Linked DNA regions of Homo sapiens: region 1 is linked to region 2. Evidence: read pairs that join two places in POLR2A ChIA-PET (ENCODE). Cell type or tissue: B cell. All regions are shown on one strand. Each heading gives the region's core, and the rest is flanking DNA. Links, peaks and the distances in the headings are about the cores only. Region 1 has its middle 7.4 kb from the start of NPIPB2. Region 2 holds the start of LOC642696 (a long non-coding RNA gene).

Region 1 (2,802 bases), core at 75-2,574, 140 kb after region 2:
TATGTTCTCAGCACCTTCTCAGTTAGATGCTGAGAACATACAGAGAAATAAGAAGTTTTAATGTAAATTCCACGAAGAAAGAGAACTTTTGTTTTGTTCTCTGTTATGTTCCCAGTGTCTGACACATGATATCTACTTGGTAAATATTTATGGGCTGGAAGGGAGAAGGAAGGAAGGGAGGATGAGAGGAGGGAGGGAGCGGTAGAAAAGAGTCCTGGCCCCCAAGTTGTTCACTGTTATTCACAGCCAGGCTTGGAAACAGATGTGTGGGCAGAGTGCAAAGAACATTGGGAGAAAAGGGCTCTGAGTTGGTAGGGACTTTGCATAAACTCTCTCTCGTCCTTATGTTAGCGTCCTCCTTTCCTCAGAAGAGAAGTCATTTGCAAAGTCATCAGGCATGAAGCCCATCTTCAAATTCAAGGCTTAGCGGGCATGGTGGTTCAGGCCTATAACCTCAGCATTTTGGGGGGCTGCAGCAAGAGGATTGCTTGAGCCCATGAGTTCGAGACCAGTCTGGGCAACATAATAAGACCCTATCTCTTAGAAAAAAATTAATTAGGCTAGGCGTGGTGGCTCATGCCTGTAATCCCAGCACCTTGGGAGGCTGAGGTGGGCAGATCACCTGAGGTCAGGAGTTCAAGACAAGCCCAGCCAACAGGACGAAACCCCATCACTACTACTAAAAATATAAAAATTAGCCAGGGGTGGTGGCAGGTGTCTGTAATCCCACCTACTCAGTAGGCTGAGGCAGGAGAATCCCTTGAACCCGGGAGGTGGCTACAATGAGCCAAGATCATGCCACTGCACTGCAGCCTGGGTGACAGAGCGAGACTCCATCTCGGAAAAAATAAAACATAAAAAATAATAATTAAAAAACAAATTCAAGGCTTATGTGGTTGCAGAGAACACTCTTCTTTGAGGACAAATGAGAACCAGATATTCCTGTTAAGTCGGGGGCACAAGTGTTGGCAATGAATATACTGTATCTCCAAAGCAGATAGATCTTAGACAACCAGAATCTCTGGGGAAAGGCCGCATTCATCAACCTCTGGGGGAAACTGGCTTCAAGTGACTCAAAGGTGACACCCAATGTCGCTCTGGGTAACTACACAGAAATCCTAAACGGTGTTAAAGAAGAGGGAGCAAGGCTGCCCTTTACTTCCAATGCTGTCCAGCCAGCTCCATAAGGCTCTGAGAGGCTGGCTCAGGTGAGCCAGGGCTCAAGTGAGGAGACTGGCCAGGGCTTGGCTAAAAGAGCCTGTCACTCAAAAGTAAGCCCAAAGCAAGATAAGCTGCATTCTCAGGGCTGCTGTATATTTTCTCAGCCTGAATAAGCTGCTGCTGATTTAGTTATCCGGGTTCTTCTCGGATTCCTGTGGCTGCATTTGAATAGCAGAAATCCTGGCAAGAGGAGATGAAGATCTGGGCTAAAAACTTCACTGAGGCTAACATCTCAGGAGGACCCTGGTGTCACATGAGCCTGGGTGGGAATCTGCTTTGCCTCCTACCAGCTATGTAGCGCTGGTCACACAACTTCACCTTGCTAAGCCTCAGTTTCTTGCTTTTTAAATGGAGATGATGATACCTATTTTGCAAGGTTGCTGAGTTGATTGCATGAGATCACCGACGTGCACAGTAATAAAATAGAAAAGGCTTCGCAAGTATTGCTGTCATTACTACTGTGGCTGACATTTACTAAGCCCTTACCAAAGCCTTTCTCTCTCTTTTTCTTTTTTTGAGACAGGGTCTAGCTCTGTTGCCCAGGCTGGAGTAGAGTGGCCCGATCACAGCATCATGGCTCACAGCAGCCTCAACCTCCTGGGCTCAAGCAATCCTCCCATCTCAGCCGCCTCCCTTACAAGAAGCTGGGATTACAGGCATGCGGCAGGCACCACACCCAGCTAATTTTCAAATTTTTTGTAGAGACAGTGTCTTGCTATGTTGCCCAGGCTGGTCTCCAAGTCCTGGCCTCAAGCAATCCACCCACTTCAGCCTCCCGAAGTGCTAGGATTACCGACATGAGCCACCACACCCAACAAATCACTGCCTTTTTCAATGCTCACAGCAAACCTCTGAAGTAGCTAATATTTCTTTTCTTTCTTTTTTTTTTTTTTTTTTTTTTTTTTTGAGACGGAGTCTCGCTCTGTCACCCAGGCTGGAGTGCAGTGGCGGGATCTCGGCTCACTGCAAGCTCTGCCTCCCGGGTTCACGCCATTCTCCTGCCTCAGCCTCCCAAGTAGCTGGGACTACAGGCGCCCGCCACTACGCCCGGCTAATTTTTTTGTATTTTTAGTAGAGACGGGGTTTCACCGTTTTAGCCGGGATGGTCTCGATCTCCTGACCTCGTGATCCATCCGCCTCGGGCTCCCAAAGTGCTGGGATTACAGGTGTGAGCCACTGCGCCCAGTAAGTTTCCATTTTACACACTCCACAGTCTGTATTTCCTATGAATTGGTACTTGGATCTACAGACTTGTTTGTATTTATGTTCAGTCTTTTTGCCAAAAAATATTTCAAAAATGGTGTTGAGCGTGCTTTCCTCACAGACGCACAATGACCAATTGTCTCTTTGTGGTATCGGCAGCCATTGGTGCTTGATGACAGGATCCACAGTTCATTAGGAGTGCTTCTTTATTTCTGTTTGGTGAGGTGACCAGGTCACCAACCCTTCCCAGTTCACCTGGAACTTCCCCCGTTTTGGCACCTTCAGTCCCATGGCCCAGGAAACCACTCAGTCCCAGGACAGCTGGTCACCCTGCAGGAAAGCCATGTTTTAGGCAGTGACTCTTCCCACCCCCACTCT
Region 2 (2,802 bases), core at 141-2,640:
CAAACGCCCACCTCCTAACACCATCACACTGGGGGTTAGGATTCCAACCTAGGAATTTTAGGGGCACACAAACATTCAGTCTATAGCAAAGGGGACATCCTGAGACCTGGGTGCTTTTCTCTGAAGGTGGGGCATTACACAAGCTTGTGGGTCTCCAGGAACGGCAAGGAGGGGGAGCGGGTGTGAACCCTGCCTCCACCACCCAATAGCAGTATGACCTTCAGCAAAGCCTCTCAGTTTCTTCAACTACAGAACAAGTCTAGCACTCCTATTTTACACGGATGCTATGAAGATTAAGCATTAGTGAAGGTAAAGCCTGGTTTATGGTAGGTAAAATGAATAAGAAAGTATTTGTATTATTACTATTTTCCAGGCGCTCTTTTTTCTTTTTCTTTCTTTTTTTTTTTTTTTTTTTTTTTTGAGATGAAGTCTCACTCTGTCGCCCACGCTGGAGTGCAGTGGTGTGATCTTGTCTCACTGCGACCTCCACTTCCTGGGTTCAAGTGATTCTCCTGCCTCAGCCTCTCGAGTAGCTGGGATTACAGGCATGCACCACCACACCTGGCTAATTTTTGTATTTTTAGTAGAGACAGGGTTTCACCATGTTGGCCAGGCTGGTCTTGAACTCCTGGCCTCAGGTGATTGATCTGCCTGCTTCAGCCTCCCAAAGTGCTGGGATTACAGGTGTGAGCCTCCATACCTGGCCTTCCAGGCACTCTTTGAAGGAAAATCTAGAATTGCCCCAGAAATAGGAATGAACTTACGGATGGATTTGATATGTGAAGACTGGCAGAGGCCATCTGGAGAGAAACCAGGATGGAAATGGGAAACCAGGCAGCATCCTAGAATTCAAACCCTAAACCCCGGGACTAGGGTTTGGAGCTGGCACTTGAACCCTTGGGGAGCTACCAAATGGGCTTAAAAATTGGTCCCAAGGGGGTCTCCAGATGTGACTTCAAGAGGAACTGGCCTCCCTGGAGCAACGCCACCACCTACCATCAATAACCGCGTGAGGCGGCACGGAACATTTACCCCCATTCCCTCCCACTGCCTCTGCATTCCTGCGCAAAGTCCTAACCCGGAAGAACTAGAGCCCCGCCGCTCCCCACCGTAAAAGCTTCCAGGTAGCTGAGAAGGCTCCAATCACAAAGGATGCCCGGTTCCACACTCAAGTCTAATGCCTTACTAAGCTAGTACGTTTGGACCTCAGAACACCCCTGAGACGCCGGTGAGAATGTCCTCATTTCACAAATGAGGACAGGGGACCAGAGAGTCTTTAAGGAAAAAAGAAAGAGAAATCTAGTTAGGAAGTGGTGGAGCTGAGGCTGGAAGCCAGGACTCTGATACCGGCCCGCGCACCGCCCCACCCCGCATCCTGGCTCCAGAACTCCCCGCTGGGACGCGTCTCTCCTGCTGCACCTAGCACAGCTCTATGACTCACGGGTGTTAGGGCACCGTGCTTAGGGCAGTGACAGGACTGTCAGCAGCCTGAGAGTATGGCCGCTAAGTCAACTCAGGACTCCCTACCCCGAGACACAGGGGAGCCCTCAGCACTGCCTGTACAAGGGAGGGCGGAGGGAAGGAGCAGTGAAGGACGGAAGGAACGCACTGCTGAGTGTGCTCTGCGTGGCAAGCAGGCTTCAGAGCCTGCTCTTCGCAAGAGGAAGTGAGTAAATCCTATCGCCCCTGCTTCAAGTCCTCCACTGGCTTCCCATTGTACGTGGGATAAAATCTACACGAGCCACCCTCTCCAGCATCCTCCAACTCACTCTCCCCCTCACTTCTGGCAGCGCAATGCCAGCGGTACCACCCGCCACCAAAACAGGCCAAACCCCCCATCCTGAGACCTCAGCCCCGCTGACATCTGAGAGAAGCCCTTTCCTGAAACATGCCTTAAAACAGGGCATAGGCTTTGCCTTTCTAATGCTTGCTGCTTGTCTTCCCCACAGTTCTGACAGCTTCTGAGGGCAGGACCTTTGCTTCTTGTTCATCAGTATATAAACCAAGAGTAGCAGTGTGGCGATCATATTATACTATGGACACTGGGCAGAAATAGTTGCAGGTTTTTTTCTATTGGGTTTTTTTAATTTTTTTATTTTATTTTTTGAGACGGTCTTGCTCTGTCACCCAGGCTGGAGTGCAGGGTCATAATCATTATTCACTAAAGCCTCGACCTCCTAGGCTCGAACAATCTTCCCACCTCAGCCTCCCAAGTAGCTGGAACTACAGGCAGATGCCAGGTGCCACCACCACACACTTTTTCTTTCTTTCTTTCTTTCTCTTTCTCTTTTCTCTCTCTCTCTCTCTTTTCTCTCTCTCTCTCTCTCCTCTCTTTCTTTCTTTCTTTTTGAGACAAAGTCTCACTCTGCCTCCTAGGCTGTAATGCAGTGGTATGATCTTGGCTCACTGTAGCCTCTGCCTCCCAGGTTTAAGCAATTCTCTGCCTCAGCCCCCTAGTACCTGGGACCACAGGTGCCCACCACTATGCCCAGCTAATTTTTGTACTGTCAGTAGAGATGGGGTTTCGCTGTGTTGGCCAGGCTGGTCTCGAACTCCTGACCTCAAGAGTAATCCGCCCGCCTCAGCCTCCCAAAGTGCTGGGATTATAGGCATGGGCCACTGCACCTGGCCAATTTTTAAATGTTTTTATTTGTAGAGGAAGGGTCTTGCTATGTTGCCCAGGCTGGTCTTGAACTCCTGCATTCGAGCCATCTTCCCACCTCAGCCTCCCAAAGTGCTGGGATTACAGGCGTGCGCCACTGCCCCGGCCATAAATTGTGTTTGAATGGAAAAAGGGATCCA

What was found. Peaks named below come from ENCODE experiments on the same cell type or tissue, not always from the same donor. Only the 100,000 strongest peaks of a DNase experiment are listed, where the experiment ranks them.
Region 1: POLR2A ChIA-PET joins it to region 2 with 8 read pairs; 4 of 35 experiments call an interaction of 5 or more read pairs at or near these places.

Annotation. Positions count from the first base shown.
Region 1 is chr16:11,948,092-11,950,893 of GRCh38, reverse strand. It overlaps a transcript of NPIPB2 not described here. Among named protein-coding and RNA genes, the nearest start is that of NPIPB2, 7.4 kb to the right of the region's middle. In B cell, for the core only: CTCF peaks have their summits at 870 and 1,069; a DNase peak (open chromatin) is centred at 1,083; H3K27ac peaks cover 222 bases.
Region 2 is chr16:12,088,633-12,091,434 of GRCh38, reverse strand. All of the region lies in intron 11 of SNX29 (sorting nexin 29), which reads right to left. LOC642696 (a long non-coding RNA gene) reads left to right here and starts at 1,495. Exons shown (of 2, transcript XR_109256.5): 1 at 1,495-1,666. RefSeq lists a silencer at 1,527-1,576. In B cell, for the core only: no CTCF peak of the experiment used is centred there; a DNase peak (open chromatin) is centred at 1,634; H3K4me3 peaks cover 750 bases; H3K27ac peaks cover 1,447 bases.